Regions from separate parts of the Homo sapiens genome. Here regions 1 and 3 are each linked to region 2. Evidence: chromatin contacts called from ENCODE Hi-C or POLR2A ChIA-PET data. All regions are on one chromosome and are shown on one strand. Each heading gives the region's core, a stretch centred on a gene start or an enhancer-like site at or near the end of the contact. The rest is flanking DNA. Distances are from core to core; before and after follow the strand shown. Region 1 overlaps CELF1 (CUGBP Elav-like family member 1). Region 2 holds the start of ARFGAP2 (ARF GTPase activating protein 2). Region 3 holds the start of NDUFS3 (NADH:ubiquinone oxidoreductase core subunit S3).

Region 1 (2,700 bases), core at 97-2,596, 340 kb after region 2:
ATGTTGCCAAAGCTGGTCTTGAACTCCTGAGTTTAGGCAATCCACCCTCCTTGGCCTCCCAGAGTAAGCTAGGATTACAGGAGTGAGCCACTGTGCCCGGTTTTTTGTTTTGTTTTGTTTTGAGATGGAGTCCCGCTCTGTTTCCCAGGCTGGAGTGCGGTGGCATGATCTCTGCTTACTGCAACCTCCGCCTCCCAGGTTCAAACGATTCTCCTGCCTCAACCTCCTGAGTAGCTGGGACTACAGGCACTGGCCACCAAGCCTGGCTAATTTTTTTGTATTTTTAGTAGAGACAGGTTTTCACTGTATTAGCCAGGATAGTCCTGATCTCCTGACCTCATGATCCACCTGCCTTGGCCTCCCAAAGTGCTGGAATTACAGGCATGAGCCACCGTGCCCAGAATTTTTTTTTTTTTTTTTTTTTTAGAGATGAGGGATCACTCTGCCCAGCTAATTTTTTTTGTATTTTTAGTAGAGACAGAGTCTGGCCATGTTAGCCAGGGTGGTCTCGAACTCCTGACCTCAAATGATCTGCCTGCCTCAGCCTCCCGAAATGTTGGGATTACAGATGTGAGCCTCCGCACCCTGCCCAAACTTTTAACTGGAAAAGAGAAAAAAGACAAATAATAGAAATAACTTGGGAAAAGTATATTCTCTTTAAAGTATTACTTTTTGGTCAGCTTGCAATGCCCTTTACTTCTTTCTTCCTGTTACATGCCTAGCTCAATAAGTAAGTTAGGCCCCCTGCTTTGGAAAACTCCATGTTCACCTACTCTCATGCTCCAGAGAGCCAAGTAAACAGATAAAAGGATCAAGCGGGAAGCAGACCTCTCAGGAGCTGGAGGCCTGTAAGCCCAACAATGCTTTAGGCTAAACAGACTAAACTTTATGCTAAACCGTGTGAAAATGGACAAGTGAGATTTCCTGAAAACAAAATCCACAGCTTTCATCAGATTCTATAAGGGGTTCACAACCATTCTTAGAATGGTCCCCTCTTGGACTTCCAATCCCTAGAGGATGGGACTAGATTAATCTAGACTAACACTAGGTCATCTAAAACTATAATTGTATTTTCTCTAAACAAGTTTTTAAACAGCTATCTAGTTTAGTCCACATCACATACAATTCACCTCATTTAAAATGTTGTTAGTGATTTTAATCTCATTTCAAAATGTTGTTAGTGAACTATGTTTCAACTTTCTCATTTATATTCATATCCACAGAACACCTGAATAAAAGTAACACATATCAGACCTTCAATTGTTGAACTTAATTCCCCAGTTTATCTGGTGTAATTTGTAAAGTTTCTATGAACTTTCCTGAATTGAGACATACTTGCACTTCCTAGTTTTTTGGGGGTTTTCCCCCCTGAAATTGCAGGTACTGTAAAAGCAACATGTGGGCAGCACCCCCTCTTTTTTTTTTTTTGAGACAGAGTCTCGCTCTGTCACCCAGGCTGGAGTGCAGTGGCGTGATCTCAGCTCACTGCAAGCTCCGCCTCTCGGGTGCATGCCATTCTCCTGCCTCAGCCTTCCGAGTAGCTGGGACTACAGGCACCCGCCACCACGCCTAATTTTTTGTATTTTTAGTAGAGATGGGGTTTCACCATGTTAGCCAGGATGGTCTCGATCTCCTGACCTCGTGATCCGCCCACCTCGGCCTCCCAAAGTGCTAGGATTACAGGCGTGAGCCACTGCGCCCGGCCACCCTCTTTTTTTTTTTTTAAACAAAATATTTCATAAGTATTCCTTCCTGTTTTAATTTTTCCATTTCCCCAACTTTAATTAATTATACTTACAACCATATTTTGGTTTATCTTCTACCAGGATTTCTTCCATGCATACAATAAAATGTACAAACACTCAAATACACAAAATTTTCCTTTTTTTTTTCCCCCCAGATGGAGTCTTGTTCTGTTGTCCAGGCTGGAGTGCAGTGGCATGATCTCAGCTCACTGCAGCCTCTGCCTCCCGGGTTCAAGCAATTCTCCTGCCTCAGCCTCCCAAGTAGCTGGGACTACAGGCGTGCACCACCACACCCAGCTAATTTTTGTATTTTTTAGTACAGACAGGGTTTCGACATGTTGGCCAGGCTGGAACTCCTGACCTCAAGTGATGGGCTCACCTTGGCCTCCCAAAGTACTGGGATTACAGGCATGAGCCACCATGTCTGGCCTCAAATACACAGAATTTTCAAATTCAATATTATACTAAGTATAATACTGCACAACCTACTTTTTTGCACCTAACAATGATAAACATTTTCTCGTAAGCAGCCATTATTAAAGGATCAGAGCCACAAATGGCCTAAAGCTTGACTCTGCCAATAGCATCCTTGCATATTCACAACCAATAAATAGAACTACCTCCCTAATCTAGCTCACCTCCCATTTAGTTATATGATCTTTCCATGAGTATATAAGCACCTAAACCAGAGGTCGTCTCACCTGAGAGACACCCTATTTTAGAGGCACTCAGATGAGGCAAACAGAGCATGCAAAAAACATTTTTAAAAATCTCTTTTTGGCCAGGCATGATGGCTCATGCCTGTAATCCCAGCACTTTGGGAGGCCAAGGCAGGAACATCTCTAGCACCCAGGAGTTTGAGACCAGCCTCGGCAACATAGCAAGACCCTATCTCTACAAAAAAAAAAAAAAAAAAAATCAGACAGGCATGGCAGTGCACGCCTGTAGCCCTAAT
Region 2 (2,951 bases), core at 141-2,640:
TTGCAGCGGGCCATCCTCTGATATGACTGAAGTCCAGGCCCCACTGAACGCTGCCTGAGCACAACATCCCATACCCAGCCTCCCCATCCTTCATCCAGGGCAGGCCCACAAGACCCAATGACTGTGAAGGCTCCCAACTCCTGTGGCTTTTCCCCAAGAACACCTGCCCAGTTTAATTGGAATCTGAAACCCATTTAAGAGAAGCTGTGACCAGTTTCGAAGTTTTCAGAAAATAGCTTATGGTGGTGTTATAGAACAGAGAACCCTCTGAACAGGGAAAACGACAGGGCCTCTTAGGGAGTCGTGCAAAGTTAGTAACCAGGCAGAAGAATGGAAGGTGAGGGAAGTAGAAGGAGCTTTACCGCATTGGCATTCCCGCCGACCTGCATACACCTCAGCTGGAACCAGTTCCAGTTGGAATCCAACTCTGTGGACCTGTGTACAAGGGCTGCGTCTCACCCACTAGCAGATACCAGCAGGATTTCCCTGGCAACCCGGATACCTGTCACTTGGCCTCAGGCTGCTGTAGGCACCCAGGAAACATTAATCAGCCATCACCCCATTTCCTCCACACTACCCTGTCCATGAAAACTCTCCTCTTCGTTCATTTACTCCAAAGAGTACTAATTATGTCCCCAGATCCGAAAGGAGGTCACATTCTCAGGCACGCACGCCTGGATTTGGCTTTCCCCTAATGGATGGTCACAGTCTCACTAGAGACATACTGGTCTAACAACATATCAGCAACAACAAGGTCAATGCCTCCCTTTCCCCTCAACTAACGCTCAGAGTCTCAAGCCTGACCGTCAAAAAAGAGGAAGTTTTGGCCCAGAGGCGGAGACGGACCGCCCATGTGCCAAAGGGCCCACACAGGTGGTTCCCTCTGGCAGGAGGCTACCGGACCCTCTCGGCCCAGAGGCTTCCCACCGAATTCAGAGCGGCCCAAGTCGAGGCAGCCACTCTCCCTTGTTGCCCAGACACCCCTGGCCGGCCGGGTGGAAACACGGCAACCGCGCGGAGAGCCTACCTGATGAAGCTCAGATGGACGCCCAGGGAGCGGTGCACCCCGGAACAGTCAATGCACAAGAAAACACCGTACGTGATGCTGGCCCAACTCGGATTCTTGGCGCCGCAGTCGAAACAGGCCTGGGTGGAGGCGGCGATGAGCGAATCGTCAGGGGCCCCGAGTAAAGGCCAGGCACCGACACCCCAGAAACATAACCCACCTCCGCCCTTCTCCCTCCCTCAGGCCCCAGCGGGACGAGAGACTCCGCGCGCCCCCTGCTCACGCACCTTGTTGGTTGGAACTGCGCGAAGCCTCTTAAAAAGAGTCTGGATTTCGGTCTTGTTCGGCTCCGCCGCCATTTTCTCTCCTTCCCAGACACAACCGCGGCTGACGGGTCCCGCCGCGGGCCAATCCACGGCGGGGAGGGCGGGCTCACCAGGCCGGCCTCAGCGGTGCCTGGGCCAGCCGAGGGGTGGGGTGATTGGAGTCCGATCTGGACCAATGGGCAGCCGGCGGGACGGGGGCGGCGACGACAACCGCGGCCGCAAGAATCAACGCCGCGCCGGGCCAATCCGCAGCCGGGGCGGGGCGACGGCGCGCGGACCGGCCCAAACCTCCTCGCGCGCGTAGTACCCTTCCCCCCGCCCCTCCCACGCCGCAACCCCCAGGTGGAGTCGCCCCCACGCCGCGCAGGCTGCGGGAGGCTGGGGGCGGGGACCCCCACTCCAGCTAATTACAGATCGATGAATAAGGATTAGGCTGCCCAAACACTCCTCGTCCCTCCGGCCCGAACGGGCAGACGCATTGGCCCGCGTCTCGCCCAGCCTTCAGCCGTTCTCGGTTAACAGCAAGCCTGACAGCGAGTCCCCTCCACTCCAGATTAGTATCTCGAAGTTCCAGAGCAGGTACCAAGCAGGCAAACCCTTTTCCAACCCCGGCCCCATAACAGACGCTAGGCCTCTCTCTAGATGCCCTCTGGTGGCCTGGCAAGGGTGTCCTATCAAAAAAATGCACATGAGCCCGACAGTGGTGTTTTTGTTTTTGTGTGTGGGTGTGTGTCAAGTTTTAATACACGCTAGAACAAGCCACAAGAGGGTGCTGCTAGGCCAGAACTACACTCACCCCAAGCCCACCCCAGGAACCCCAAAGCAGAGGTCAGGAACTGAGTCCACAGCTCCTGGGGAGGCCCAGGCACCCCTGAACGCTTCTGTCACCTCTGACCTCCCATCTTGCCCTCAGCCTAGACTCGTCCCTTCCCTACCAGTCCCTTCCCTAGACAAAGGCCCCTCCCCTCCCTGGGTCCCAGGACTTCCTCCCTCAAGGGACAGAGGAGCAGCCAGAGAGCGACGGTTCAGGGCCCTGAGGGTCCGGCTCTCCAGGAGAAGCTGGGCTCTGAACCAGGGTGGGTAAACGTTGCAGAAGGGCTGTCAGGACACTCAGGCGCCCACACACTCCACGTAGTTGGCAGGGTACAGGCCAATGCGGCCACTCTGCAACTGGCCTTGGCACCAGCCCTGCTCGTCCTCCTCACTCATCTTCAGCAGCTCCTCCCCTGGGGGAAAGGGGATTGGTCACTGCCAGTGGCCCTGGCCCAGGCCCTGTTCCTGCAACTGGGTCAAGGACTGAGGGGGATGGTGTGGTCCCAGAGCCCAGCTAGCAAAGACATGGCTCAGGCAGAGGCAGGTCAAGGTCAGCAAGCTGCCCCACCCCAGACCCTGAATGCAGCCACCAGGCACCAGCTATCTGGACCTGGAACAGCTGAAGGGACAGAGGACTGGCCCTTAAGAAGTGGGTATTTGGCTTCCCTTTCTGACACCCCTGCTCAGGCAGATAAGGCAGAGGCTGAAGCTAGGAAAGGGGTCCCAGGGTACCTGCTCGGAAGCTCAGCTCATCAGCTTCCTGGCCAGCGTAGTCATAGAGTGCCCTCACCCGAACCCCGGTGGCA
Region 3 (2,928 bases), core at 1-2,500, 400 kb after region 2:
TGGAGCTGAAACTCCCGGCCTTCCACCGAAATGGTGACATCAGCAAAGAGCTCCTCCTCTAGACACAGTTTCATGATGCCTTGAGCCACACGGCCTGAATGTGACCGATCTTTGAAAGTGTAGTTCACAAAGTAGTTCTCATCCATGGATGCTCCAGGCTCCTCTGGTGATTCCATGCTAGCCAACTTCTCTCTCTGCCAGCTGTCTGCAAAGCAACACCATCTTGAGTAACCTGAGGAATTCACAGCCATAGTCTGTGAATCCAACTGTCCAACTCAGGGAGGGAAAAGGAAGAAGTGAGAGCAAAGTGGGTCCAGATTGGCCTTAGTCCTGGCCCTGTCCATGATGTCCCTGACGCTATCCTTTAACCAAATCTGGGTTCGTTATCCCCAGTGGCGCCCCTCCGCTAATGATATAAATAAAAGTTCCAACTCTGGGTGTTTTCCTGAGAAAACACGGAATAATTCCTTTCCATAATGTTAACAAAAGACTTGGGATTTAGGTCAATATATGAAAGCAAAGGGCTGGGAGAGGCCTGTGATCGTAAAAGCCTTACTAACCAAATAACTGGGGCATAAAACTAGTGAAGCTCAGGGGCAGTAGAATCAGACAAAAAGGACCCCTGGCCCCGGCCTAGTGGCCAGGTCCTCTCCTTCCCAGCGCATGGAGTTAAGACGCTCCATATGAAGCCTAGCCTGGGATATCCGTGGGTCTTACATTTGCTCTCTTCTGAGCTGCTTCCCCCACACTTCCCCGCTCGCTCGAAAGACTCCCTATGGCTGCGTCCCAGAACTTGAGTCCATCCGCCCCCAGGCCGGGGCACTGGGAGGCCCATCACCCTGTGCAATGTCCCCGCTCCACCTTGAGTCGTCTTGGAAACGGTCGCCAGGGAAACCGTTCTTCCCGCTCAGGCCCGCCCGCCCTCGTCAAAAGCTTGGCTCAGAGAGCGGGGGAGGGGTGTGTAGCGTAGAACCCAAAACGCCCGCCCCCTCCCCTCCTCTCACCCGCCTGGTTCTTCAGCGTCCTCGCCTTCTCTCTAGGCTCTGCCACAAGGAGCTAGGACCACGCTCACCTCACGATTTCCCTACCTGCCTGTCTCGCTTTCTCACCTGCGTTCCCTCCTTTCATCCCGGAGCCCGGAACCTCCGCTTCCGGCTCCACGTCCGCCCGGAAGAAGATCTGCTGCACACTTCCGTTTCCGGTCCGTGCCCTTGGGGCTCCGTGTCCTGCTGTCTTTCCGTCCGCTGCCTAGTCTGCATCTGAGTAACATGGCGGCGGCGGCGGTAGCCAGGCTGTGGTGGCGCGGGATCTTGGGGGCCTCGGCGCTGACCAGGGGTGAGCACGGGCAGCCAGCTGAGACCGGGGTCAGGCGCAGCGGCGTGCCCAGTGCAGAGAGCTCCTCAGGGCTCATCCCGCGCGTCTGTGCCTTTTATCTCCCTGTGCAGGGACTGGGCGACCCTCCGTTCTGTTGCTGCCGGTGAGGCGGGAGAGCGCCGGGGCCGACACGCGCCGTGAGTATGTGCGGGCAGCGCTCTTCTCTGAACTATCGGCGGGGCCCCTTAGATGCCTGTCCTTGCCCTAGGATGCCCTTCCCTACGTCCTCCTGGCAAATCTTGGAGATCTGACTTGCAGTGGTCTTCACCCTGCATGCAGAATCGAGCCCTCCCTGTGCCCTTAGGCCTGTTATGGCCCTGATTGTTCCTTGTCCATTTCAATCATCCCCTTTTTGTCTGATTAAACTGTCAGCTCTTTGAAAGCAAGCAATATAACCTTTAGGCCTCAGAGCCCTGTAATAATAGTACCTAGCGTTAATTGAGTGCTTAATGTGTGCCTGGAACCTCGCTAAGCGTTTTAGTGAATGATCTTATTTCGTCCTCACAACAGCCTTATGGGGTAGATAGCATCTTACTCTTCTTACTATAGATCAGGAAACAGTCCAAAGAATTAAACTGCCCAGGGTCAAAGACCTAGTGAATGACAAAGTAGGCCTGCCTGCTGCCAGAGGCAGAAACACCTAACCATTATTCTGTAGCTTGTGATGTGTGATTGCTCAGTGGTTTAGGGTTGCATGAATGAGTATGTACATATTATGTTACAGTCAAGATACACGGACTGGGAGTTAGGAGACCTGGCATTTCTCCTTTCCTGGGTTTTCTCATTGACACACACACACACACACACACACACACACACACACACACACACACCTGGGCCTCAGTTTTCTCATTGACACACACACACACACACACTTTTAAGGAGAGAGAGAGTCTGTGAGGGATCTTCAAGCCCTGAAGTTCTTAGCTTGAGAACCTGGTATAAACTTGCGTGCTAAGGAGCTACAGAGAGGCAAAAGTTCAGTTCCCATCCTCAAACAGCTCTTAGTCTGACAGGAGAACTGAGACTACTGCTTTAGCAGAAATGCAGGCAATGTGAGGGAAGAACTGTGGAGTAATTTTGAGAAGAGGTGAACACCCCAGCTGCTATAGTAAGAGTCTTTCTGAGGACCGTGTAGTTAAGGTGGCACTTTCCCCAAGTTTTCATCACTGTATTCCCTAGAAGGGAAACCTTTCACATGCACCTTTCTCAAGGTGCTTCAGGGAGCCTTTCCTGGATTTGACATCCCTTACAAGCCTAAGAGACTGCATGCAGGGCTGGCTTTTGCCTTCTCCATTTCTTTTTTAAATATGCCTTTTCCTTCCAGCCACTGTCAGACCACGGAATGATGTGGCCCACAAGCAGCTCTCAGCTTTTGGAGAGTATGTGGCTGAAATCTTGCCCAAGTATGTCCAACAAGTTCAGGTAATACTTACTAATGTTATTTGGGTCTGGGTCAAGAAAGAACCATGTTCGCAGGGCATGTGGGAGTGGGCAGACTTGTTTCAAAGAAACTACAGATTCCTCCATCCCAAGCTTGGACTTTTCTCTCAG

The links. Hi-C counts contacts between places; a loop is a spot of excess contacts on that map. ChIA-PET counts read pairs that join two places held with the same protein, here RNA polymerase II (POLR2A). Pooled maps may share reads with other maps.
Region 1: a pooled map shows a loop between it and region 2 (4-fold over the local background). The contact joins the enhancer-like site here to the promoter of ARFGAP2 in region 2. A Hi-C loop is called at or near these places in 5 of 50 pooled maps. POLR2A ChIA-PET finds 5 or more read pairs at or near these places in 2 of 52 experiments (CD8-positive, alpha-beta memory T cell and WTC11).
Region 3: a map of naive thymus-derived CD4-positive, alpha-beta T cell shows a loop between it and region 2 (16-fold over the local background). The contact joins the promoter of NDUFS3 here to the promoter of ARFGAP2 in region 2. A Hi-C loop is called at or near these places in 3 of 168 maps with a recorded cell type or tissue (CD4-positive, alpha-beta memory T cell, CD8-positive, alpha-beta T cell and naive thymus-derived CD4-positive, alpha-beta T cell), 1 of 37 single-sample maps with no recorded cell type and 11 of 50 pooled maps. POLR2A ChIA-PET finds 5 or more read pairs at or near these places in 1 of 52 experiments (activated CD8-positive, alpha-beta T cell).

What each region holds. Positions count from the first base shown.
Region 1 is chr11:47,512,050-47,514,749 of GRCh38, forward strand. All of the region lies in intron 1 of CELF1 (CUGBP Elav-like family member 1), which reads right to left. Among named protein-coding and RNA genes, the nearest start is that of CELF1, 40 kb to the right of the region's middle. RefSeq lists a silencer at 1,511-1,650. Within about 2 kb of position 1,347, at least 12 of the 41 ENCODE cell types and tissues checked have a DNase peak (open chromatin) inside an H3K27ac peak, as active enhancers do.
Region 2 is chr11:47,175,489-47,178,439 of GRCh38, forward strand. ARFGAP2 (ARF GTPase activating protein 2) reads right to left here and starts at 1,391. Exons shown (of 16, transcript NM_032389.6): 1 at 1,294-1,391; 2 at 1,028-1,146; 3 at 363-435. The coding sequence starts at 1,365. PACSIN3 (protein kinase C and casein kinase substrate in neurons 3) reads right to left here. Exons shown (of 11, transcript NM_016223.5): 10 at 2,878-2,951; 11 at 2,034-2,558. The coding sequence ends at 2,443. RefSeq lists enhancers at 1,139-1,368, 1,910-2,491, 2,339-2,388, 2,469-2,518 and a silencer at 1,419-1,848.
Region 3 is chr11:47,577,824-47,580,751 of GRCh38, forward strand. It overlaps NDUFS3 (NADH:ubiquinone oxidoreductase core subunit S3), which reads left to right and starts at 1,251. Exons shown (of 7, transcript NM_004551.3): 1 at 1,251-1,335; 2 at 1,446-1,511; 3 at 2,702-2,799. The coding sequence starts at 1,269. KBTBD4 (kelch repeat and BTB domain containing 4) reads right to left here and starts at 1,147. Exons shown (of 4, transcript NM_018095.6): 1 at 1,110-1,147; 2 at 1-205. The coding sequence starts at 1,128. RefSeq lists enhancers at 706-1,365, 1,058-1,297, 1,366-2,024 and a silencer at 2,766-2,928.